Linked DNA regions of Homo sapiens: all the other regions are linked to region 2. The links are chromatin contacts, found by Hi-C or POLR2A ChIA-PET in ENCODE. All regions are on one chromosome and are shown on one strand. The core of a region is the stretch at or near the end of the contact, and the rest is flanking DNA. Distances in the headings are between cores, read along the strand shown.

The links. Hi-C counts contacts between places; a loop is a spot of excess contacts on that map. ChIA-PET counts read pairs that join two places held with the same protein, here RNA polymerase II (POLR2A). Pooled maps may share reads with other maps.
Region 1: a loop to region 2 is called in a map with no recorded cell type, with 9 times the contacts of the local background. The contact joins the promoter of TNFRSF13B here to the enhancer-like site in region 2. A Hi-C loop is called at or near these places in 4 of 37 single-sample maps with no recorded cell type and 5 of 50 pooled maps. POLR2A ChIA-PET finds 5 or more read pairs at or near these places in 1 of 52 experiments (common myeloid progenitor, CD34-positive).
Region 3: a pooled map shows a loop between it and region 2 (2.9-fold over the local background). The contact joins two enhancer-like sites. A Hi-C loop is called at or near these places in 3 of 50 pooled maps. POLR2A ChIA-PET finds 5 or more read pairs at or near these places in 2 of 52 experiments (B cell and activated CD8-positive, alpha-beta T cell).
Region 4: a loop to region 2 is called in a map of CD8-positive, alpha-beta T cell, with 11 times the contacts of the local background. The contact joins the promoter of SMCR8 here to the enhancer-like site in region 2. A Hi-C loop is called at or near these places in 2 of 168 maps with a recorded cell type or tissue (CD8-positive, alpha-beta T cell and naive thymus-derived CD4-positive, alpha-beta T cell), 1 of 37 single-sample maps with no recorded cell type and 8 of 50 pooled maps.

What each region holds. Positions count from the first base shown.
Region 1 is chr17:16,968,049-16,974,160 of GRCh38, reverse strand. It overlaps TNFRSF13B (TNF receptor superfamily member 13B), which reads left to right and starts at 2,043. Exons shown (of 5, transcript NM_012452.3): 1 at 2,043-2,146. The coding sequence starts at 2,086. RefSeq lists enhancers at 322-371, 442-611.
Region 2 is chr17:17,752,075-17,758,467 of GRCh38, reverse strand. The region is part of intron 2 of RAI1 (retinoic acid induced 1); the gene reads right to left. Among named protein-coding and RNA genes, the nearest start is that of RAI1-AS1, 11 kb to the left of the region's middle. RefSeq lists enhancers at 833-932, 5,512-6,213 and a silencer at 5,918-6,387. Within about 2 kb of position 3,252, at least 6 of the 41 ENCODE cell types and tissues checked have a DNase peak (open chromatin) inside an H3K27ac peak, as active enhancers do.
Region 3 is chr17:17,175,925-17,182,443 of GRCh38, reverse strand. It overlaps MPRIP (myosin phosphatase Rho interacting protein), which reads right to left. Exons shown (of 24, transcript NM_001364716.4): 21 at 5,932-6,018; 22 at 5,032-5,194; 23 at 2,356-2,441. It also overlaps the pseudogene RN7SL775P. Among named protein-coding and RNA genes, the nearest start is that of PLD6, 27 kb to the left of the region's middle. RefSeq lists an enhancer at 6,475-6,519. Within about 2 kb of position 2,228, at least 10 of the 41 ENCODE cell types and tissues checked have a DNase peak (open chromatin) inside an H3K27ac peak, as active enhancers do.
Region 4 is chr17:18,310,424-18,316,561 of GRCh38, reverse strand. SMCR8 (SMCR8-C9orf72 complex subunit) reads right to left here and starts at 1,269. Exons shown (of 2, transcript NM_144775.3): 1 at 1-1,269. The coding sequence starts at 772. It overlaps TOP3A (DNA topoisomerase III alpha), which reads left to right and starts at 1,568. Exons shown (of 19, transcript NM_004618.5): 1 at 1,568-1,963. The coding sequence starts at 1,784. It also overlaps the pseudogene RPL7AP65 and the pseudogene RPL21P121. RefSeq lists enhancers at 1,209-1,258, 948-1,471, 1,599-1,948, 1,959-2,048, 1,996-2,519 and a silencer at 1,399-1,448.

The DNA.
Region 1 (6,112 bases), core at 794-3,293, 780 kb after region 2:
ATTGACACAAGTAATTAAATGTAAACAAGTAATTAAATGTAAAACCCCTACAAATGTAAAAGCCCTAAATGTAAAATGTTTAGCCCTACAAATAGGGCTAAAGTCCCCTTTGACGGTCACCCCCAGTCCTGGTTCCCTCTTGCCCCACCCGGCGAGAGCCAGTTTCGTCATGCATGTCTTTGCAGACTTCTTATGCTTCACAGTCATGTGTGCGTGATCACAGACAACACAGCGCTGTACTGTGTGTGTGTGTGTGTGCATGTTGTTTGCTTTTGGTTTTGTTTTACTAAAAGGCATCATGCTGTAAGGCTCATGCTATAAGCTACTTTTATTTACTCAGCGTCTGTCCTGAAAGCTTCGAGATTTCTCATTCTTTTAACTGTGCAATAGATTCCTGGCTCTGGCCTGTGCACCCTGCTTATTCAGGCATCCTCTGCTGCATGGACATTTACATTGTTTCCCGTTTCTCGCTGTCATGAGGAGGCTCACGGAGGAGGAGAATTTCTGGGGGGTGGGTTAGGTGTGTGTTGTGCATTTAACTGACCCTGGCTGGTTACTCTCCAGAACGCTGCTGCCAGCTCCCTCCCTCCAGTGGGCCCTGAGTTCATGCTTCTGTAGATCACCCCCCTGCCCTTGATGTTACCAACTTTAAAACTTTGCAACCTGATGGCTGAAAGTTAGTTTTTCATTGTTCAGTTGTTTTTCTGATTTTTGGGAGACTGGACATTTTCCTGTGTTTGCTGACCGTCTGCATCTCCTCTCCTGCTCTGTGCACCATCACCCTGCTCCAGCTGCTTCCTGCAGCCTCCCTCCTTCCTCTCCACCTCTCCATGTCCTCCTCGTCCTTCAGTTTCTTCCTAAGGGCCCATGGGCTTTCTTTGGCTTTTACGTTCCTCTCACTCCGCCTTTGGCTGTTGCTGGGCCTCCCATCCCCTGGGAGGTTTCAGACGATGGGGAAGACACAGGAGTGCAGTCGCCATGCAGTGCAATACGGGCTGTAATGTTCCTCCTCCACGGCCTTTATTGAGGACTTACTGTGTGCCAAGAACCTGCTCTAAGAATGTAACTGTGCTCCCTCCCTCATTTCATGCTCATAACCGCCTGTGAGGCGGGCAATGTTCTCATCCTTTTTTTTTTTTTTTTTTTTGAGATGGCATCTCTGTTGCCCAGGCTGGAGTGCAATGGCACGATCTCGGCTCACTACAACCTCTGACTCCCAGGTTCATTCTCCTGCCACAGCCTCCCAAATAGATGGGACTACAGGCACGCGCCACCACACCCGGCTAATTTTTTGTATTTTTTTTTAGTAGAGATGGGGTTTCACCGTGTTGCCCAGGATGGTCTCGAACTCCTGAGCTCAGACAATCCACCTGCCTCGGCCTCCCAAAGTGCTAGGATTACAGGCGTGAGCCACCATGCCCGACCTCATCCTTGTTTTACACAGAGAACATGGAGGCACAGAAGAGTTCCATAAATTGCCACCAAGGCCTTCTGCTAGTATGCAGCAGAGTCAAGATTCAAACGCAGGCTGTCCGGTCCTGGGGTTCAGCCTCTCCAGTGCTCTGCTAGGTGTTGGAGAGGGTCAAGGAGATACAGAGAATGAGTACCACCTGACAGGCTGGGACAGTCAGGGATGGCTTCCTGGAGGAGGTGACACCTCAATGGAGCCTTGAAGGAAGAGCAGGAGGAGCCGACCAGGCAATGAATAGAATAAGTATACCCAGGAAGAGGGAAAGGCCTGAGTGATGCTGGGAGGGTGGAGAGCTGGCCTGGCTTGGGGTGTGTGCCGGCGGGCAGGAGATGAGGACCAAGGGATGGCCAAGGCCAGATCTAGAAGAGCCTGGGCCATCCCATAGTCAATACCTCATCGCAAGGCCCGGCAGGCCTTCCACTGCTCTGTGTGTACCCCATGGGACGCCAGGAGCCTGGGCCGCAGCCACCCACCTGGGCTCCTGAGACCCAATGCACAGGCATGGGGGCGGGAGTGGGTGTGGCTGATTTACATCCAACAGGTTGAGGGGAAAACCCAGGAAGTGCAGCCCAAGCACTAATCAAATCTAAGACTAGTAATAAGCATCCTGAGTAATGAGTGGCCTGGGCCGGAGCAGGCGAGGTGGCCGGAGCCGTGTGGACCAGGAGGAGCGCTGTGAGTAGCCGGGCAGGAGGGCAGGAGGGCAGGTGGGAGGTGTGAGGAGGGTTGGGCCTGAGTGCCGTGGGGGTTGCAAGGTCCAGCAGGTGCAAAGCCCACAGCAGATCCACACACTGGGGCAGTCCCAGCCTCCCCAAGCTCCTGCACATGGAGAGCCCCGAGTCTGGATGCCTCTGGGATGTGGGGCTTGCCTTCCGTGACAGAAGCCACTGAGGTTGCAGGGTTGGCCACACCGGCAGGAATTCCCTTTGTCACCATGGCCCCTGCACAGCCCCCATTTTCCCCCTTACATGCCCGCTGGACCATTTTAATGCTAATCTCAAATACCAGATTGTTTGAGTTGTGGAGACCACAGGATTTATTCCTTAAGAACACAAACCCTAAAAACAAAACAAAAAACTAAGCATCATACCTTCACCCCTGCTGAAACAACAATTCCTGAACATCATCACATAGCCCGCCAGGGTTCAAACTGTACCAACTGTCTCACCAATGTCTTTCTCAGTTGACTTGTTCAAATCAGCCTGTCCCACATTAGACTTTTGGCTATGTTTTAATCTATAACAGTTTCCACCCATTTTTTCTGTTATATATTTATATTTATATTTATCCTATAGCTTTCTTTTTTTTTGTTTTGTTGTTTTGTTTTTGTTTTTGTTTTTTGAGACAGAGTCTTGCTCTGTCACCCAGGTTGGAGTGCAATGGCATGATCTCGGCTTTCTGCAACCTCCGCCTCCCGGGTTCAAGCCATTCTCCTGCCTCAGCCTCCCGAGTGGCTGAGATTATAGGTGCCCACCACCACGCCCGGCTAATTTTTTGTATTTTTAGTAGAGATAGGCTTTCGCCACGTTGGCCAGGCTGATCTCAAACTCCTGACCTCAGGTGATCCACCTGCCTCAGCCTCCCAAAGTATTGGGATTACAGGCATGAGCCACGGCACCCGGCCCGTATAGCATTTTCATCAGGGTGGGTTTCTAAGGTTTTATGAAAGGGCCCCAGGTCCTTTAGTGCAGACAGAACCCATGGCCAGATGGACCCGGGGCACAGCCTAGATTCACAGCCTCTGCCTGCTGCTCTGTCCCACACCTCAGGCAGGGAGCAAATTTGTTCTTCAGTCCTTTTTTGTGTCCAGCCACCAAGTCCCCAGAATCTACACAGCCAGGGGCTCAAATATGTAAAGTTTCTGAGAGACTTGGACAAGGCAGTGACCAGAGGCTGCCTTAACACAGGATGAAATTGCCCAGTGCTCTGGGGCCACGAGTCAGGACCCAGCTAGAACTGTGACCTGGCAGTGGCAGAAGCTGTCTGGTGCTGCCGAATCAGCCCTGGCCGGTTGTCCACTGGCCCACTCTGGGACCTTGGCTGAGCCGCTTCCCCTCAGTGTAAAATGAAGAAGACTGTCTTTCCTACCAGACATCCCTCAAACACACAAAAGTGCTTTGATGAAACTACCAGACCCCCTCTTGGGGAGTCATGAGGAAAGGCTCTGAGAAGCCCTGCGGTTAAAAAACTGCCTTGACTTTCTTTAACCCAGTGTTTTTCAAACTAATCCGACCACAGAGCTCTTTCTTGGTGCAGCACCTGTTAACCGGCCAAGCCCGTGAGGAGGCACAAGCAGAGGGCTCTGAGAATCACCCTCCTTGGCTGCTCTCTGGTCTCGGGGTGCAGGAGAGAGTCTCCATCCTGCATCCAAATTTGTGGCGGCCCAGAGTCTGAGCCCAGCCCACACAGCTAGTGTCAGAGAGGTGTTCCCTTTCTTCCCTTTCCATCAACGAAGCTTCTCTCTCAAGCTTCTATTCTGCCTGGCTGGTGTCAGTCATGGGGTTTTCCTGCCCTCCTTTGGCACTTGATGATGGTTCTGGGATTTTATGTAGGTCCACATGGTGGTAGAGGAGGGGGCGGGGACAGGCCCTCTGGTCAGCTTGGCATCTGCTGTCTGGTCAGTCAGGCACTGTCTCTCTGTCAGGTCCAGTGGCTTTTGGTGGCTTTGGTCCAGGCAATGAATGGGTCTTGGAACATCTCCAAGGCTGCCCTTGTCACATAGAACGTCCTGCCCACCTTCCACTCAACCAACCCTTCACGGTGATATGCGGCGGGTGGTGGCTTTCTCCCTCTTTGCTCCCCAACCCAAAAGTGGGGAGAATCGGGTCTGCCTTTAATTTTGTTTGATCCTTTGATTTTAGATTTGCCTTTGAATAGATAGTATAGTCAGATGGTTTGAAACCCAGAAAGTATTGAAAGATATATAATAGAAAGTCTTTTCTTCCTCCTTGTCCTCCATCTGCCCAGTTCCCACCTCCCCTAGAATAAGCAGCTTTATTTACATATAACTTACATGCCATGAAATTCACCTGTGTAAAGCATACAAGTCTGTGTTTTTAGTATATTTACAGAGTTGTGCAACCATCACCATAAGCTAATTTTGGAAGATTTTGATGACCCCAAAAAGAAACTTTGTCAGTCTTCATTCCTCCCTAGCCCCAGGCTAATCTACTCTCTGTCTCTATAGATTTGCCTGTTTTGGACATTTTCCATAAATGGAATCATATGTGATGTATTGTGACTAGCTGCTTCCACTTGGCATAATGTTTTCAAGGGCCGTCCATGTTGTAGCAGGTATCAGTACTTGCTTCAGTTTTGTGGCCAAGTAACATTCCACTTTATGGATATGTCATGTGGCTTTTCCAGTCATCGGTGGATGGACATTTGGGTTGTTTCTACTTTTTTTGTCACTGTGATTATTAAGAAAGCTTCTATGAACTTTTGGATTCAAGTTTTGGGTGAACATGTCTTCATTTCTCTTAAGTAGATAGATACCTACAAGTGGAATTGCTGGGTCATATGATAAATTCTATGTTTAACATTTTAAGGAACTGCAAAATGCTTTCCAAAGCAGCTGCACTATTTTATAATTCACTTCATGCATGAGGGTTCCAATTTCTCCACATCTTCACCGACATTTGTCATTGACTGTCTTTCTCATTCTAGCCATCCCAAGGGGTGTGAGGTGGTATCTCACTGTGGTTTGGATTTGCATTTCCCTAGTGACAAATGATGTTAAGCATCTTTTCATGTGCTTCTTTAGCCATTTATATGGTTTTTTTGGGGAAAATGCCTATTGAAATATTTAGCCCATATAAAAATTGGGTTGCCTTTTCATTATTCTGTTATAAGCATTCTTTATATATTTTGGATACAAGCTCCTTTTCAGGTATAATATTTGAACCTATTTTCTCCAAGTTAGTGAATTGTCTTTTTACTTTCTTCATGATTTGCTTTGGAACACAAAAGTTTTTCATTTGATTAAGTCCAATTTTGATCAATCTTCTCTTCTATCACACGCACATTTGGTGTCACTGCCTAGCCTCAAATCATGAAGATTTACTTCTATGTTTTCTTCTATGAGTTCTGTGGTTTTAGCTCTTACATGTAAGTCTATGATCTACTTTGAGTTAATGTTTGTGTGTGGTGTGAGATAATGGTCCAAATTCATTCTTTTGTATGTGAATACCCAGTTGACCCAGCATCATTTTTGAAAACACTATTCTTTCTCCCATTGAATAGTCTGGGTATCCTTGTTGAAAATCCATTGATCATAACTGTTAGGCTTTATTTTTGGGCTCTCAATTATATTCTGTTGATTTATGCCTGTCTGATGCCAGTACCACCCTATCTTAATTAGCATTGCCTTGCAATAAGTTTTGAAGTAGGGAAACATGAGTCTTCCAACTATGCTTTGTTTTCTTTCAATCCATGAGCATGGGATGGCTTTCCATTTATTTAAATCCTTAATTTCCTTCAGCAATGTTTTTTAGTTTTCATGTATGTCTTGCATTTCTTTTCCTTTCTTTTTTCTTTTTTTTTTTTTTTGAGACAGGGTTTCGCTCTTGTCGCCCAGGCTGGAGTGCAGTGGTGCGATCTCGGCTCACTGCGAGCTCCGCCTCCCGGGTTCATGCCATTTTC
Region 2 (6,393 bases), core at 2,003-4,502:
GGAAGGGAGGCTCCCGGAGCCCGTCCCTGTCCATAGGTGCTGCCTCTGAAGGCCTGGGAGCTTCAGGGCCCCTTGTCTTCACCTAGGCAGGAGCTGGGGTCTTCAGGGCTCACCAAAAGCAGCTGGGACCTCCTTTCAGCTGTAAGCCACCCATTTCCTCTGCCAAAGGCTCCCTCCCCGCCCATCCCCTGGAGAGGGTTTGCTGAGTGCCCAGGTGGTGGCCGGGTTGGTAGGGCTTGTGGCGGCCCTGCCATCCTGCCCGGAGCTGCTGGGATGCGGCCGCTGGAGCAGCAGCTCCACCACCGAGTCTTGGTAACAGTTGCTATGTAAAACGCTCGGAGGGGGAATTTACTGTCAGCGTTAATAATAGATGAAGGTTTCAGAATTTCTGATGCCTTACGTTCTAAGCCGTTTGATTTATAATGTCTCTGGAAAGGGAGAGATGAGGGTGGGGGCGAGGTAGGAGGCCCAGAGGCATGAGCTGGGAGCTCATCTCCCTGCACCTTTGGCAGACAGGGAAACCGAGGCCCAGAAGGGGAAAGCTACTGAGTCGTGTTCTTCCAGAATGCCAGGACCCGTGGGGACTTCAGATGCCCAACACTGCCCTGTTCCATGGGAGGGGAAACTGAGTCTCAGCCTCTCCCGCCCCGGCGCCTGGGGTTGTTTTGATGGATTACTGCTTCTCCTTTTAGCGTGAGCAGGTGTATCTCAAGTAGTCTCCGGAAGTGGCACTGATGGGCGCCTGCGGCGGGGGCTGTGTGGGGCTGATTACAGGCGCTACAGAGGCAAAATGCGAGTCCTAACTTCCCTTCTGCTTAGCTGCAAGTGGTAGTGGTTGTTGAGTTGTGGGAAAAAAAAATCCTCCGAGAAGAGGCGGCAGCCACGGCTGGGCAGGAAACAGGGCTGTTTAACTGGGGTCCTGCTGTCCCAAGAAAGCCGCAGTGCCCGAGGGGGAAGGTGGAGCGCAGGCAAGGCACACACTGGCAGGTGGGCCCCGCTGCAGCCAGGCTGTCCCCCACCCCTACGGCAGGCTGGGGTTACTGGAATTGAACTGGTCTGTAGAAGGGTTGCTGCCCTCTCTGTGCTCACATCCTGCCGCCCCCCGGCTTGGCCCACACTGCCTCCTGATCTGGAGCTCTCTCCTGCCTCCGCAAACCCACCTTGGCCTCTCAGTCCAGGCTCAGGAAATCTTTCCTGACTCTGCAGCCAGATGAGCTGCCGTCTTCAGGCCAGAGAAGCCAGGCCCAGGGCTGAGCACCCAACACCTCCACAGCTGTCCCCACTTATAAACTGGGGTGTGTCTGGGCTCAGGGTCTCCCTGCCTCAGGGAGCCAAGAGCTCTCCCTGGACCCCGCTCCAAGCATGTGACACCACCCTATCCCTCCCTGGGCCTCCATCTGCTCCTCTGTAAATGGAGGTGGCCAGCCTGACCCCGCGGAGATAGGGTGAAGTGTACACAGGGCCCGGCATTCAGCACCCTCTGGGGGCTGCCCGAGAGGGCCCACAAACTCTGAAAGGCAATGGGCATGCGGTTAATAACAATGGCAACAGTCATGAACAGAATACCGTTCCCACCGGGCAAGCACATCACCCCAGTGAACAGGTGGGAAGCCTGAGGCCTGGCCAAGCACACCTTCACAGAAGCCCCTCTTCCTCCCCGTCCACTTCCCTGCCTCGTTACCGACGAACTGATTTGCTTTCTCCAGTGCCCCCGACTCAAGCGTCTGCTTCACTAAGAGGATTTTTGGTCTATTTTGTTCACACTGTGTCCTGAGCACCTGGGACAGATTAGCACGTAGTAGGCGCTCAAGGATTTGCGGAAGACTCTATGGAGATTTTCTGATTTGAAGCTAGCACACTTTACTTGACTGCATCTACCTTTATACGTAAGGGAGGTAAAGGTGAAGAACAAGACAGTGGAAAGCAAACACACTATTTCAAAGGAGTTTCCAAAAATAAAAAAATTCATTCATGCCAGGTGCAGTGCTCACACCTGTAATCCCAGCACTTTGGGAGGCAGAGGCAGGTGGATCACCTGAGGTCAGGAGGTCCAGACCAGCCTGACCAACATGGAGAAACCCTGTCTCTAATAAAAATACAAAATTAGCCAGGCATGGTGGCAGGCACCTGTAATCCCAGCAACCTGGGAGGCTGAGGCAGGAGAATCACTTGAACCTGGGAGGCAGAGGTTGCGGTGAGCCGAGATCACACCATTGCACTCCAGCCTGGGCAACAAGAGCAAAACTCTGTCTCCAAAAAAAAAAAAAAAATTCATTCACTCCTGCTGTGGCCAGGCACCCCCGTGCCAGGTCCCATGATGGATGCTTAAGTTTCGCAGGCTCCAGAACTCCTGTCCCAGGGGAACAGGGACACAGGCAGTCCCAACAGGCCCTGCAATAACCAACCAGACCCCACATGGAGGCTGGCCAGGCCCTCCTGGCTTTCCATGGTGGCTAGGGCTCACGTAAGGACTGGGTGCACCGAGGGCCGCACTGGGGACACTGGTCCCTGGTGAGCTGCAAAGAGCGGCCAGCTGGATTTATCACTAAAGGGAGAGGGTTGGGGATAGGGAAGGGTGATGTGTGCAGAGGGTACAGCCCTGCCCAAGCTGTGAGGCACGGCAGGCCTTGGGGTGAAGAGAAGGCGGGCTTGACAGGGTGTAGGCCGGGTCTGAGGGATGCTGGGTGCCAGGGGAGGAGCTGGGCTTTGTCAGAGAGCCCTGGGGCGACCCAGCCAAATCTGAGGGTCAGGATGACATGACCCCATGGGAGAAAGCATGGCTGGGCCCAGGATAGGATAAGCAGGGAAGGATCTGGGGGGACGCACCCCTGCTGGCTAGGACACTGACTGATGGAGGAGGACATGCTCCTTGGAGGGACTAAGGGTCTCTGCTGGAGAAATGCCCCCAAACAAAGAGCTCTCTCCTGAGTCTACCACCCTCTGCCCTCCCTGGGCTCCAATGTCCAGGCCCCCTGCCCTTCAGTCAGGCCCAGCTGGGGCAAGTTGGTGAGGGTGACCCCAAGGTCGTGGCAAACAGGGAATGCCAACTCACCCTGCCAAGTGGTTCCAGTGCCCAGTGCTCTCCCTGCCCTCCTAACTCTAGGCCTACACCTCTCCTTTCTGCATCACTCCCGCCCCATCCACCCAGGGAGCAAAGCTGCCAGAAGCTAGAGCCCACTTAATCAGCCACTCAGCATTCCATAGAGCTGTATTACACACCATGCGCTGGGCCCTGTGTGGAGGGCTCACAGTCCAGCACTGGGGTGCTGCCAGGCTCTTGGGGTGACAGTGTGTAAACAGGCCTGCTAAACCAGGGTGGCAGCACCGTGACAGGAAGGCTCAGGCTGTGGGAGCTCAGAGGAGCCCTCTAAACAGTCCAAACGTCAGGCAAAGCCTTCAGGGGGAGGCATGGTGTGAATGTTGTGGGGGTACAGCTATGGCTATTTCCTCTCCTCTCCTGACCTCCCCGCTGTCGCACTCCAAAGCCTGTGTTCATAAAGCCGCTCCAGACAGGTGGGCCTTCTCTAATCCAAATTACCAGCCCTCTCAGAGCCTCAGTTTTCCTGATCTATAAAATGGACCCAATGAATGTAGACTGGGAAAGTGCTTACCAAGCACCTACTATGTAGTTACTCCTCTCTCCCACCCTCTGTGCAGAGACGGGCCTTGCACCCTTGCCCTATCTTCCTAACCCAAGTTGAGGCCTGGTGGCAGCCCCCCAACCACTGCCCAAAAACGCTTAGGGCTCTGGAGTACCAGGAACTGAACACTAGTAGGTACAGGCTGTCGGATATTATTTGTTATGGCTTTAATAACAGTTTACAGAGGGCCGGTTTCCCATGGCTAAGGCACATAATTTCTGTAACTTTACTAGTGCCACTAACTTGAGTTGTCATGGGAGGCAGGAGGGGAATTAAAGATCAGGTTAGGGAGGCTGGGCGCAGTGGCTCATGCCTATAATCCCAGCACTTTGGGAGGCCGAGGCAGGCGGATCACCCGAAGTCGGGAGATAGAGACCAGCCTGACCAACATGGAGAAACCCCGTCTCTACTAAAAATACAAAATTAGCCAGGTGTGGTGGCGCATGCCTGTAATCCCAGCTACTCGGGAGGCTGAGGCAGGAGAGTTGCTTGAACCCGGGGGGCTGAGGCAGGAGAACTGCTTGAACCCAGGAGGCGGAGGTTGCGGTGAGCCGAGATCGCGCCATTGCACTCTAGCCTGGGCAGCAAGAGCGAAACTCTGTCTCAAAAAAAAAAAAAAAAAAAAAAAAAAAAAAGATTGGGTTAGGCGAATGGCATAAAATGCCTTTGTACAAAACAGGAAGACACCCCAGGTGCCAGGCTGCACAGCTGGCCAGTGGCTCGATTTCTTCCAGGGATCCTTGTACAATGTACAACTTGTACAACCATACACTTTGGCCCTAGGTTCAGGTGAGTGTCAGCATGGAGGCCTTTCCCCAAATAGGTCTCCCCTGCTTTACAGACCACCCAGCCCAGGTATGAGACCTTGAGATCCAATGCAAAGTTGAAGTGTGTGTGGACAAGCACATTTTTCTGAAGAGGGTCTAGAACTTTTTTCCAAATCCCAAAGGATCCACAGTTCCTCCAGTCTAGACTTGAATCTGGAGCCAGGGTCTGGGGCAGAGAACGGTAGACTTTCTAGAGCCTGGAGAGGAGTTCAAATGTGTTCTGAGACACAGATATCTGTCATTCCATTTCTCAAATGATGGACTTAAGACTGAGTATCAAAACCACACACAGGCAGTTTGAATAAAAGGGCATTCCTGAGCCCCACCCCTTAAAATCTGTGATTTGAGGGTGGCCTGAGCCCAGGAATCTGCTCCTAGTACAAACTTCGGGGTGGTTTATAGCACCCAGCAAAGCTCAGGAAGCTCTGATTTAATACATTGTTATTAGCTTGGCTCAAATTGCATTTTCTTTTGGTGTTGGTGAGGAAACAATGTATATACCCCAGAGATCACCCAACTCCCAAAAGGCTATCCATGTATAACCGTGAAGCCGATTTCATGAGTTTAGCTCCCTTTTGTTTTGTGGGAGTGCCATGGGGGTAAGGGGTGTGGAGATTTTCTCGCTGCTCTACCACTCCAACCCCCACTCCAACCCTGTCAAGCCAGGACAAGGCACAGCAAGTAATACACAAACGAAGAGTCAGATGCTGGGGCTCCCAGGTCTGGTCGGCAGGGGTCCTGAGCAGCCCTCACTCCAGGCCCCTCCAGCCTGTGTCTGTGACCCTGCCTTCCTCCTGAGGCAGGGCCAGCCCCTGGGGCTCCTGTCTGGCCAGCACAGTAGGCCATTCACCAAGGGCACACACCAAACCAGGCTCCTCGGGCCTGGGGTCCAGGCCAGACACTGACCCAGTGCCCTGGCTTTGGAGACAAACTCTTCTGTGTCTGGGTCTGAAGGCACATCTGTCTCCCTTCCTCCCAAGTCCCGGGCCAGTACAGCCGGCACCACCCACCAAGGAAGCCTCAGGCAACCTGATGAATGGAGGCATTCAACAACACAAACCGAGCACCTACTGTGTGCCAGGCCACAGACAGGGCCCTGCCCTGAGGCACACGTGTGATGAGGGCGGAGAGTGCACAAAAAGAGATATAAACGCTGGGCAGAGGAGTGCCAGGCAGGGCAGGTCACGGTCTGTGTGGAGAGCCTCCTGAGGGGGTGAGGAATCGGCCGGAAAGAAGGACTTTAAGAGTGTCCAGGAATGACGTGCAAAGGCCCTGTGGTGGTGAGGAGAGGGAGGGGCCAGCGTGGCAAGTAAGGTGGTCGGCCCCCGGGGACACGTCTGCAGTGCCTGGCCACCCACGGCCGGATGAGGATTAGGGGGCGCTGGCCTAGCAGGCCTCTCACTCTCAGACTCCAAGGGCCAAGAAAAACTACGGACAGGAAGCCCGGGTCTGGAGGCGTCCTTTGTTCGGGGCCGCCATCAAGGAGCACTCACCCCTATCCCAGGCTCCCGGGGCGGCTGTTCCGGAAGCCCCGCCCCTTTCCAGCCGCGCGCGGCCGCGCCCGCCTGTTAATCACAGGCAGCGCGCGCCAGTACAAGACCAGCCTCGCCCCGGGGGCCCCGCCCACAGGTCAGCCCCGCCCCTTTCCGCTCACCCCGCCCCGCCCCTCCGCAGTGTGACGGCCAATCAGGGGCGTCTGCCCGGGCTGGGGGCTGGGGCATGTGCGAACACAAAAGGCAGGAAATACGAGTAGTCTGGGGCGCTGTCACCATGGCTACCTGCGCCCGCGCGCCGCCCCGCGCCCAGTCCCGGCACTGGCCCGTGGGTATGCCGGGCGGGAGGCTCCTGCGGGGCGCTGGGCAGCCCTCTCCCCACAGGGCTGCAAGACCCTGGGCCTCCACTTCCTAGTCTGTGAAATGGGGTCA
Region 3 (6,519 bases), core at 979-3,478, 580 kb after region 2:
ACTGAGCTGACCACAGACACGGGGGCCCCTTAAGAACCCCGAGGGAAGCATTCTCTGGTCTCAATCCCAGAAAAGGCTGTGCTGCTCCTAAGCAACTTGCTGTCTTTGATTTTGTAGCAGCTGAGACTTGCGGTCCTTTCGAGCGAGGCAGGACAGAAAAACAGAACAGAACAAAAGACACAGATCAGTGCACATCAGATGCCACATCAAAAAACACCACTGAGAAGTACGGTTTCTGGGCAACTGCATTTCCATCTTCTTGAAGGGTTGGGTGGAGTCTTCAGATACAGTTGAGGAAAAGGATGACACCCACCCATGCCTGTGCCTCCTAATGTCTCCTGGGAGCGCGAACACGGCCCCATCCTGCCCTGTTGCACCACAGACATCTAGGAAGTCCTCGACTTTCTGCTGGGGCCAGCAGGACTAGCCCTGCACTCCAAGGATTTTTATTACGGAAACCCAGCCAAGCCAAACATCAACTTAAAAACACATAAGGAGGAGGACCCCATCCTGGGGTTTCTCTCCATCCTTTTCAGTCTGCCCTGGGGCCCAGACAGTCTGCTCCCTCATCCCTGCTCTGGCTGGTTCCCAGCCACTGTGAGAGGCCCCCACCCACTCACTGCACAGAGTTACTGTCAGGGGCCCGTGGGTGTTGCACAGCCTCCCTGGAAGGGTCCTGTCAGTGACAGCCGGTCCCATGTCACTTATAGACATGGTCCAAAAGCCCAAATCACTAATAGTGAACTTCAAACTCCTTCAAGAAAAGCTCAAAGATACTAGCTACAGTTTAGCCTCAAATAAGTAGTAGAATCTTCAGTAAGAAAACCGTGAACCAAAAAAGAACAAGTTTCCTTTTGCTAAACAAAACGTTATGTTTAAAGAAAAATGCCCAAGCTAAGTTTTCAATCAAGCCTAAACCATATTTGGGTATAGGGGACTTAGAACTGTAGAAAAATAAAACCAAACTGACTAGGCTTAAAACCTTCAACTCTTTAACCAAGCCTCAGGATGAAGTCCTTCGGACGGCGGGGTGCTGTGGGTGTGCCTGAGAAAGGGCCAGCATGGGGAGGAAGACGTGGTTCTTGCTTTCCTCCATGTTCTCATTCCGGGATGAACGAGATCAAGCTACTGAGCCGGCAACTACTCATTCTCAGGGTGTCTCCCACCATGGGCCCTCCCCCACCTCCTCTCTGGCATAGGGCCTTCAATGGCACCTAGTGAGAAGCTTTTGTTTTATTAAAAAAAAAAATACTGGTAAATATTTCGCCCCTATTGCTTGTAGTTATCACGCTCTTCTGAACCATCTTCACCAAGCTCTAGTCCTGGTTTATCCATTCCTAGAATGACCACCCTGTTAGCCTTGACAGACAGAGGCCACTAAGTGGCTCACTAGGTGGGCGAGGCCTTTGGTGACGGTAGACTTCACTTGCCAGTGTGGACATCTGTAAATTCCACCTCGTGACAGAGGGCAAGACAAGTGTCCCCTGAGGGGGTGGAGTGAGTTCAGCCGTTGTGCACAGATTATCCAACATGCATGCTGATGGGTGCCTGGCTCTCTGCCTGCCCACCAGGCTAGAGGAGCACCTCACTGCCAGGGTCATCTCTGTTAAGAGGTTAGAGTGCCAATTAACTCCCCAGAGCAGGTTAAAGAAACCTCACTTGGATTTGGTATGTGTTTGTTGGAGCAGGATGAATTGAAATAAAGTAACCATGACACAGGCGTTTGCCATGGGGGTGTGAGCAGTGCATGCAGGCGGTGGGAGAGGCGGTTTACCTCCTGCATGGGCCGGGAAGCGGGTGCATTTCAGGTATCCCACGAGACCTGCTCAATTACGGACTGTCAGAGGAGAGAGCAGACATGAGACACACAACCAATCCCAAACACACGCGGTGCCGCTCCCACCTCCGCCCGCCCTCCTGTGCATGGCTGGCTCTGGACAGCACACTAAAGATGTACTGCTTCCTGGCTGGGGAACAAGAGCAGGCAGCATCATCTCTTGGAGGCGGCACCAGTGTCACAACAGTGATGTGCAAGGAACAACACAGGCACAGCTGACAGCAGGCCGACATGAGCAGGGCTGGGTGAAACCTGGCCTCGAGGCAGGAGCTGATCATGCCAAGCACTGCTCTTCACAGCCCTGGCCTGTCAGTGTCATTGCCAGGAGGTGGCTCCAAGACAGACACAGAGCTCAAAGCCACCAGAACCAGCCCAGCAGGGTGAGCTCGGGCTGGCTCAGTGCTGGGCCCTGGGGCTTTGGCAGCTGTGGCCCATGGGAGCACTCATACTTCAATTTGGGCTACTCTCCCCAGTGTCCCTCAAGCCCCTCCCACCAGGGGGCTGGACCCCAGACTCACCTTGGACCTGATGTTTCTGAGTTGCCGGGTGACACAGGATCTGTCTTTCTTCAAGAAGTCAGGGTTGCTTTTAGATTTCATTATATCTGCGGTATATAATGAAAACAAACAGACCTGTTACCTTTGCTTTCTAAAACCCTCTGGAACCAGACTAAATCCTGAAACATTTCCCAAGCTTCCTACTGCAGCATACTTAGGACAATTCCTTAAACAACTCTAAGGGAATTCAAAGCCAATAACCATAAAACATGCTAGATCTCTTCAGACCACCATAAAACACCAGCACAATGGGAGAATGTGTATGTGGGGCCCCGCCAGGGCTTCCTGCACTGTGACTGTAGCCCACAACAGCATTCCCTTCAAAGGGACTTGGTCCCCTCACTCTGGTGTGGGACCTCAATGCTGAGCAGACCCCTACCCCCATTATCCATGATTCTCTACCTTCCTCCTGGTAGCACAGGGCTGTCTAAAGCAAGATGATAAGGCCAAGGCCTTCTCATTGTCCACCCACCCAGATAGCAGTCCTTTAGGCTTCTTAGAAATGTCTACTTAAGTACCTGTAACACAAACAGATACTGAGTCATATCACACATCCTGTGCATGTGTGGGGTTTTTTGTTTTGCTTTTTTTTTTTTTTTTTGAGATGGAGTCTTGCTCTGTCGCCAGGCTGGAGTGCAGTGGCACAAACTCAGCAGCTCACTGCAACCTCTGCCTCCTGGGTTCAAGCGATTCTCCTGCCTCAGCCTCCCGAGTAGCTGGGACTACAGGTGCGTGCCACCATGTCCAGCTAATTTTTGTATTTTTAGTAGAGACGGGGTTTCACAATGTTGGCCAGACTGGTCTCGAACTCCTGACCTCGTGATCCACCCGCCTCAACCTCCCAAAGTGCTGGGATTACAGGCATGTGCCACCATGTCCAGCTAATTTTTGTATTTTTAGTAGAGACGGGGTTTCACAATGTTGGCCAGACTGGTCTCGAATTCCTGACCTCGTGATCCACCCGCCTCAACCTCCCAAAGTGCTGGGATTACAGGCGGGTGCCACCACGCCCGCCCTCTGTTTCTTTTAAGAGACAGATTCTTGCTGTGTTGCCCAGACTAGAATGCAGTGCCTATTCACAGGTGTGATTCCACCACAGGTCAGCACAGGTTTTTTTTTTCTTTTTTTTTTGAGGCAGGGTCTCATTCTGTCACCCAGGCTGGAGTGCAGCAGTGTAATCATGGCTCACTGCCATTTCCACCTGCTGGGCTTAAGTGATCCTCCCACCTCAGCCTCCCAAGTAGCGCTGGGACTACAGGTGCATGCCAGCAGTCCCAGCTAGTTTTTTTGTATTTTTTGTAGAGACAGGGTTTTGCCATGTTGCCCAGGCTGGTCTTGAACTTTTGAGATCAAGTGATCTGCCCACCTAGCTTCCCAAAGTGCTGGGATTACAGGTGTGAGCCACTGCACCTGGCCAGCACAGGAGTTTTGACCTCTTTCATTTTGACCTGAGCCAGTTCACCCCTCCTTAGGCAACCTGGTGATCCCCTACTCGCAGGAGGTCACCATATTGATGCCAAACTTAGTGTGGACACCTGATCGACTTAGCTTTGTGTGTGACTGCCTAGAACTCCTGGGCTCAAGTGATCCTCCCACCTCAGCCTCCTGGGTAGCCAGGCCTACCACCAAGCCTGACTACTCAAGGTATTTATGGAAAAATGAAGTCTTCCTCCCAGCATCTGTCAGTACATAATCACTATTCCTTGCCTGACAGAAAAAAAGTTGATTTTTTCTTTTTTGATATTAGTGAGCTAGCACATCTTTTCCTGTTTGTGCGTCTCTGTATAAAAAATCAAGATGAAGGTCAAATGAAATTATGTATAATCTGGCCAGGTGCAGTGGCTCACACCTGTAATCTCAGCACTTTGGGAGGCCAAGGTGGCTGGATCGCTTGAGCCCAGGAGTTTGAGATCAGTCTGAGCAACGTGGTGAAACTCTGTCTCTACTAAAAATACAAAAATTAGCCAGGTGTTTTGTGGTGCACTCCTGTAGTCCCAGCTACTGGGGAGGCTAAGGTGGGAGAATCCTTGAGCCTGGGAGGCGGAGGCTGCAGTGAAATCACGCCATTGCATTCCACCCTGGGCAACAGAGCAAGACCCAGTTTCAAAAAAAAAAAAAAAAAAATTACGTATGAGCTGAAAATGCTTGATAAAATGTTAACTCTTTCATCCTTCCTGCCATCTATTTTTTACAGGGTACCTAAATGTTTTTAGCCAAGAAAAAAAGGGCCAGTTCTGTTGTTCATTCCAGAAAGCAGGGAGCTCCCTCCCATTCTCCACTCTATGGCCTTTTACAGATATTATAGTCAAATCCTAGGATCAAGCAGCTAGTGAGAGCTACTTCTGCCCAGTGGTTGAGTTCTTTAGAAAAATAAGACTTGTTATTATTTCGAAAATATTATGCTGATACTATGGGTTCTCCCTAGAGCAATCAGCACAGCATCCACTGCTGCGATGGGGAGAGCAAGGCCTGTCTGGGGCAGCCGTGTGAAGCTGGTGCTCCTGCTCCACTGGGATGCCTGGGTCTACAAGCATCACTGGGACTCTTCTGCTTCAAGTCAAGCACCGGGAAACCTCTACGACCAAACCCCCATAAGCCCCCCAGCAATAACCGAGAGGGCATGACCCGAGGACGCACCATATCCGGACACCGTGGCACTGTCAGGGGACTTCTCCCCCAGTGCTTCCGTTGCAGCCTTGAGCTGCTCCTTCAACCTGCTGATGTCACAGTCAGCCTTAGCCTTCGCGATGCTGAGCTCTGTGTAGATGTCTTTGTACTTGTCACTTGCGTACTTCTTGTCCTTGGGAGTGAAATGACAGAGAATGGTAGTTACATCCAGGAAAGAGGAGCACATACAACATGGCCTGTCTTCCTGGGGACTGAACACGGTAGGGAGGCTTGCTGTGGGCGGAAGAGGAGGCTTGTTCACCTCTGTCTTCTAGAGGCAGACAGTGGACAGAGAGGAAAAACCACGGGGCCTAAGGACACGGGCACAGCCATCAGGACATGGCAGGATAATCTCCAGGCCCGGTGAGTGCAGGAGGCAGTTCCGGGATTGCCCGACCAGCCTGGTGTGGCCCTGAGTGCCCAGGCCCCTCCCTTGTGGGCTTCAGCCTGGAAATCCTCTCTGTGTCCTAGATTCCCTAGGTGACTGAGTGACCACCAATGATTCTGTCATCTCCCCTGACTCCAGGAGTCCCTGGAGGAGGCTGGTGGAAGCCAGGGGGCGGCTCAAATGGAAGTCAAGCCTTGCCTCACTTCACAGGCCTTTTCTCTGGAACATTCCTCCCAAGGCACACAAAAAGCACATACACACTGAAGCTGGAGCCAGGCCAGGCAGGTTGCTCATGTCCACGTTCCCACAGCACCTGCCTGCAGGCTGGTCTTTTAAGAGGGCTTGATTTTGGAAACCTCCTTCCTCACAAGAGTAAAATCTGCTTCAGAAGAGCCCGCGCTGAGCACCAGCCTGAGTTCAGGAGGCGCATGTCACCTAGAGCCTGTTCCCGTACCCGCCCTCCTGTGGTGCGGTGGCCTTACCCGCAGTGCCGTCTGCAGCTCATCCTTGAGGGAGCTAATCTCCTGTTTCAGGTACTGTATTTCCGATTCCTTTACCCGCAATAAGACCTAAAATGACAGAGAGATCAGGGACCAATATTCAGGAGCAAAGAAACCTCCAGAGTCTCCACAGCAGGCTGAAGCGTGCAGAGGGCTCTCCAATCACCAGTGAGCAGGGCAGCCTCGTGGTGCCCAATGCGGGCAAGCATCGTTTAAACACCGCTCACAGCTTCAGCCTCACATACAGAAACAGGAAGAGGAAGGAAATGGCCGTGATTCCTCCCAGTGCCAAGGACTCCCTCCTCAGCCTGGGGTGCTGTGAACTAGACCTGCTTGTCTCTGGGGACCAAGCCCGCGAGAATCAGGAAATGTTACCACTGACACTTGTGTCAGACTCACTCAGCCTCTCTTGCCCGCCCTTTTGGTAAAGCACTCATTTAGTACAAGGCACAGGCACAGCAGACAGCGGCCCAACACCTGGACTCGGGGCAGGAGCTGATCACACCAAGCACTGGTCCCTCCCAGCCTTGGCCTCTCAGTGTCACTGCCAGGAGGCGGCTCCACGACAGA
Region 4 (6,138 bases), core at 20-2,519, 560 kb before region 2:
GAGGGTATGAGCGGATCTGCTTCAGCAGGTCTTGATGTTCAATGATGGACTTCTCCACACTGGCCAGTTCATTGGCTTTCTCAATTGCCTGAGATGAGTAAAAGCCTTTGTCGTTGGCTTTCTTCTGGATCTCCGTTTCTGTGTGTAGCACTGTCCTGGTGTAATCCAAGTCTTTCAGCTTTTTTTCAAGTTCCCCAGCAAATGCCTTCCTGTTGCCAGTCTTCAAGCACTCAGAAGCTCTGGAAAATTCGGCTGAAAGCTCCTGGAACTGCTGCATGATTTTATGCTGGTCTGCAGAGATATAAGCCATGCAAAACGGCCTCACGAAGCCACGGGCCTCCAGGTCGTATAGGGTAAGGTGGTGCACGTATGCAAAGGCGCCCTCCTTAGAATCTCCCAGCACCACCTTGGAGTCCTCCACGAAGTTCAGCTTGGGGTAGGCAGATCCAGGAGGATGGCCCACGAAGGAAGCCTGGTAATCCACAGACATGATACGCAGGGAGAAGTAATTGAGATCAAAAGTGCCAAAAACTTTGGTGTCATTGGGGATGGTCAGTAAGGGTTGGGGTCCCACCTGCTCAGAGAACTCGGAAATAAGAATGAAGTCCCTCGAAAACTTGGCCCCGGACAGTTTTGACCAGGGGTTAGCACCCTGACTGGCGAAGGGGAAGAGCGGCACCGAGTACTCCTCAGGCAGGGCCGGCTCATTGTAAGGCTCTTCTTCATACTCTTCCTCTTTGGTGAAGGCCACTACGTCAGGGGCGCTGATCATATTTCCAGATATATGAAGAAAACATTGAGAGGAAGTGGGAAAGAATGCGGTGTTAATCGACGCGCAGAAGGCAGGCCTCCGGAGAAGGAAGTGAAGCCCTTACGGCCTTCTTTGCGACTCCCCGAACCCGGGGTCCTAGGCTGCTTCTCACACACCCGAGGAGAAGAACTCTAGCAGCCCCCTCACAGTTGTAGCTCCTCCGGAGCTCTCTGAGGCCTCATGAACGCCAAGGCCGCAGGCCCAACTGCCCTTCTCTTCTTCGTCCGGCGAGCGCGGCCAGCACAAGAAACCTGCTGCGAAATCACCTGCACTCTCCGGAACCCACTGCGACAGCAAAAGCCCCCGCTCTGAACAAGGCTTAACGCGAGGCTACGGGACGCCGCAGGGGTCAGCCAAGCGCTGCTGCCCCTCACTGCCCGAGGGCAGAAACCGTCGCGGCTCCTAGGACGCCACAACCCGGATCCTGCTACCGCGGCGCCGCCATCTTGACATCACATGACTCCTGGTGTCCGCGCCGCGTGACCCGGAAGCGTCCTCGTAGACTTCCGAGCAGGAGATTAAAAAGTCATGAGAAAGAGGCCTTGGATGGGAGTGTCTGGCGGCTCCCCGCAAGAAGGAGTCCGATTAACCAACCACTGCCGGGAAGGAGGGGAAAGAGGGGCGGAGTGAGACGGGGGCGGCGGGAAGGTGGCAGAGGGGAACGTGCTTGGACGAGGGGCGCGGGACAGTCTGGGAGTTGTAGTTCCAGGTCGCTGTGGGGCGCGCGCCTGGCGGAAGTAGCTGGAGAAGGCGGGCGGAAGTTCCACGCCAAGATACTGGATTCGGTGCTGAGGCGGCGGCTGCGGCACGGGAAAGGCTCAGTGACTGAAGCTCCAAAGGCCAGCAGGCTGGTGGGGACGTGACCGAAGCGAGGCTCTGGTTCCCTTTCGGTGGGCGCCATTTGAGCCTCATCTCTGGCTTCCCCAGGATGCGCCGGCAGCCGGGGAGCGGCTCCGGGCGCGAGGTCTGAGGATGATCTTTCCTGTCGCCCGCTACGCGCTCCGGTGGCTGCGACGGCCCGAAGACCGTGCCTTTTCCCGCGCCGCCATGGAGATGGCCCTCCGAGGCGTGCGGAAAGTCCTCTGTGTGGCCGAAAAAAACGACGCGGCCAAGGGGATCGCCGACCTGCTGTCAAACGGTCGCATGAGGCGGGTAAGAAAGCGCGTTCCGATCAGCTGCGTGCCTTAAGGGAGGCCCACCGAGCGGGACAGCGTGGTGGGCGCCAAGAATCGAGATGAAGGCGATTATCTCCCATTTCTCAGGCCTCACTGCCCCTCGTCTGGATTATTGCAGTGGCCTCCTGTCTGCTCTCGGACTGGAGTGCATTTTAAAACGTAGTTGATACATCTCACTCATTTGCGTGGAAACCTTTTGTTTTGCTTGCGCTTAGCAGGTTCCCAAACTTGTCTGATTCTCGGAATCGCCTCGGGCGCTGGCTGCCCTTCGGGTCTTGTGTGAGGCTGGGGAAGTGTGTATTTTACTGTTTTTCCCTAGAGATTCAGAAATTCATTTGGGAACTACTGACCAGATTCCCTTAACTTGGCATTCAAGCCCTGCCCGATCGTTCCCCAGCCAACCTAGCCCTCCCCATCCTGTGCCACAGCCACTGCATTCTACAGCCCTTGTGACTTTCCAGCCTCACAGTGCACACTTACAGCAACACGGTAAGGTTTGGGGATTAGATTTGAAGTCAGCCCTGTTCCTACCCGAATGAACTGATTCTGAGAGAGGTAAGTGGTAAGAATGTGTTCTACACACACGGGAGGCACAAACGCAAGGGAGGATAAGAAAAAGTTTCATAAAGGAGGTGCCACGGGAGACATAAAGAGCTGTCCAGGAAAATATCTCAGATAACAAAAGTAGATCCTGAAATGGTTTTCTGGAGAACTTTTCTAAGAGCATGGGTGGAAGTTCCCTGCTCATTTTTCTTTAGTTCCCAGGGTCCTAAGACCTGTTTCCAGATCAAGGATAGTGGGAGTGGAGCCAGGGTTGTGTGAATGCTGGCTGACAGCTTTACCTGTTTCCAGTGCTAGAAGTCCTGGTGACCAGCCCCAAGGTTTGTCTACTTCTAGACAATGAAGTAGACATTGAAAAATGGTTCTCCTACGCCTAACTTCTTATCCTTCAAGGCTCTGCTGAATTCATTCTCTCTCTCTCCCTTTTTTTTTTTTTTTTTTAAGCAATCCAGAGGTCTTGTATTTATCTATTTTTACCCTATCATACCATGAATCCATAGGGAATAGGTTCCAGCGGCTCAGGCTCTTTTCCATTGGTTCTCACAAAGTGTACTTCCCTCAATGGAACAGGCTGGCACTTCAGGTGAACCCTTTCTCTTTGACTTGCTTCTTTTTTGATCATTTTCCTTCACACATTTCAGGAAAGATCTTGGTTCTTAGAGTGCTTAATATGCTCAATAGAAACATTAATTCTTTGGGCAAGAATCTAGCCCTTGTTCGCAGCAGTGCCAACAGCATGCTGGGTAACATAGACTTTTCCAGTTCTGCCATGTAACATTTGTGGGTCATTCCCTTTTGAACAGTATGCATTCTCACGAAGTCCTCAATATCACCTTCATTGTAGATTCTGGTGTCTGTGGCCAGAGAAACTCCATATTTTTGTTTTGTTTTGTTTGTTTGTTTTGAGATGGAGCTTTGCTCTTGTTGCCCAGCCTGGAGTGCAATGGTGTGATCTCAGCTCACTGCAACCTCCGCCTCCCGGGTTCAAGCGATTCTCCTGCCTCAGCCTCCCTAGTAGCTGGGATTACAGGTGCCTGTCACCATGCCCAGCTAATTTTTTGTATTTTTAGTAGTTTCACTGTGTTGGCCAGGATGGTCTTGAACTCCTGACTTCAGGTGAGCCACCCGCCTTAGCCTCCCAAAGTGTTAGGGTTACAGGCGTGAGCCACCGTGCCCAGCTCGAACTCCATGTTTTCTATAAGGCCAGGAGAACATACATCAGATGCCTCGTCCTCTTTTCCTTTGTGTTCGTCATTTTGGCAAATTACTCCAAGATGGCAGTTCCAGCCAAAAGGAAAGACTTTTCTTGGAAAGAGAATTTTTATTTTTATGTACAGAAAACACAACAGTGTGTACTTAACCCAGTTTAGTGGCAAATTCTTTAGCCTTTGCCTTTTCTAGGTTGGTAATGCAAGCTACAGATTTTGGACCCAGGGCATTGCCTCCCCAGTGACAGCAGATCTCATATGTCGTTGTAATTTGTCCCACCAGCTTAGCCAGAGCTCCTTTGTCTACCAGAAAGTTAACCTTTGTGAAGGTGACAGTGGTGCAGGTCTTCCTGTGGAATTTGACACCACAGTCTTGACGGTGCAGTAGAGAATCCCCATCTTAGGACACAGCACAGGCAGGAAGACAACCAGCTCAATGGGATCCACCACCAGCTGACCCTTCATGCTCTCTACCAAGTTGGTGACGGTGTCAACCCCTGCTCGAAGTGTAGGTGGTCTCTTAGTAGCGACATCCCCTTTGCTGGAAGCTTTCTTCTCAGCCTGGGCCAACGGTTTCGATCTCATCCCTTGCTCTGTCTCTTGTCTGTACTGTGGGCCAGCTTAAGCAATTGAGTAGCTTAAGTTTGGTAGTCTGAGGCCTGGGTGAACTGGTCAATCCCAGGTGGCACATCAGCCACTTATAGAGTACAGCGGCTCTGCCGCAGCAGCCATTTATAGCGGGACTATTTGACAAAGTGGGTGAGGCCCTTAGGCTAGATATCCAATGCCAAAATTATTAGGGCTTTTCTCAAATGGGATTTACCACCTTTTTGGCCTACTGCTGCTCCATGACAACAGGGGCCAGGGCCACTTCTTCCCCTTGGCCATCTTTCCTTTTGGCATCTGGGGCGGCTAGAGGAGAGAGGCTGCTGAAATGTCTCATCTTCAAGGAATCCTTCCCTCACCACCTGTTCCCCCACACTAGGTCAGAGACCCTTACTGACATGCTGTCATAGCACTCTATTCTACTTGAAAGGCATCTACTAGTTACAGTTAAATAATGGGATGTGCGATCATTTATTTGATTTTTGTCACTGCCTCTCCTTGGACTCTAAACTCCAAAGGACAGTGATTATATTTTGTTAATTGCTATGTCCTAACGCCTAATATGGTGTCTGGAATGCAGGAAACTTTCAATAAATATTAATACTTGGGCTGAGCGCAGCGGCTCATGCCTGTAATCCCAGCAGTTGGGGAGGCTCAAGCGGGCAGACCACCTGAGGTCGTGAGTTCAAGACCAGCCTGGCCAACATGGCAAAACCCCATCTCTACTAAAAATACAAAAATTAGCCAGGTGTGGTGGCGGGGTCCTGTAATCCCAGCTACTCACGAGGCTGAGGCAGGAGAATCGCTTCAACCCGGGAAGTGGAGCTTGCAGTGAGCCTAGATTGCGCCATTACATTACAGCCTGGGCGACAGAGTGAGACTCCATCTCAAAAAAAAATTAGGCCAGGCATGGTGGCTCATACCTGTAATCCCAGCACTCTGGGAGGCTGAGGTGGGCGGATCATGAGGTCAAGAGATTGAGACCATCCTGGCTAACACGGTGAAACCCTGTCTCTACTAAAAATACAAAAAATTAGCCGGGCATGCTGGCAGACGCCTGTAGTCCCAGCTACTCGGGAGGCTGAGGCAGCAGAATGGCATGAACCCGGGAGGTGGAGCTTGCAGTGAGCCGAGATTGTGCCACTGCACTCCAGCCTGGGCAACAGAGTGAGACTCTGTCTCAAAAAAAAAAAAAAAAATTCATAGTTGTTGAATGCATGTTTGAGCTGAGCCTGAAAGTTTTACCAGGCAGTAGAAACTGTAAAGAACAACCTAGTGGCTTGAAACTGCTTGGCATATTCAGAAACAGTGAGAAGTTAGGGGTGTGGTGTGGTGGGAAGAGACACCGATGAGTTAAGCAAGAGCAGCAGTTGAGTGCAGATCATAAGAATCTTAGAGAGCCATGTAGGTTGAGTGGTAAAATGCACAGAAAATTGACCATTTTAATCATTTTGAAGTATATAGTTCAGTGGAATTTTGTCCACTAAATGTGCCACCATCATCATTATCTAGTTCCAGAAGGTTTTTTTTCACCCCAAGAGGAAGCCTCATATCCATTAAGCAGTCACTCCCCTTACCCTCTCCTCAGCCCCTCACAACCACGAATCTGCCTTCTTTCCCCATGGATTTGCCTGTTCTGGGCATTTCCTATAAGTGGACCCATATCTTACATGCTCTTTTGTGTCAGGTTTCTTTCACTTAACATAATCTTGAAGTCCATCCATGTTGTACCATGTATTAATATCAGTTCTTCATTCCTTTTTTTTGGTTTTTGAGA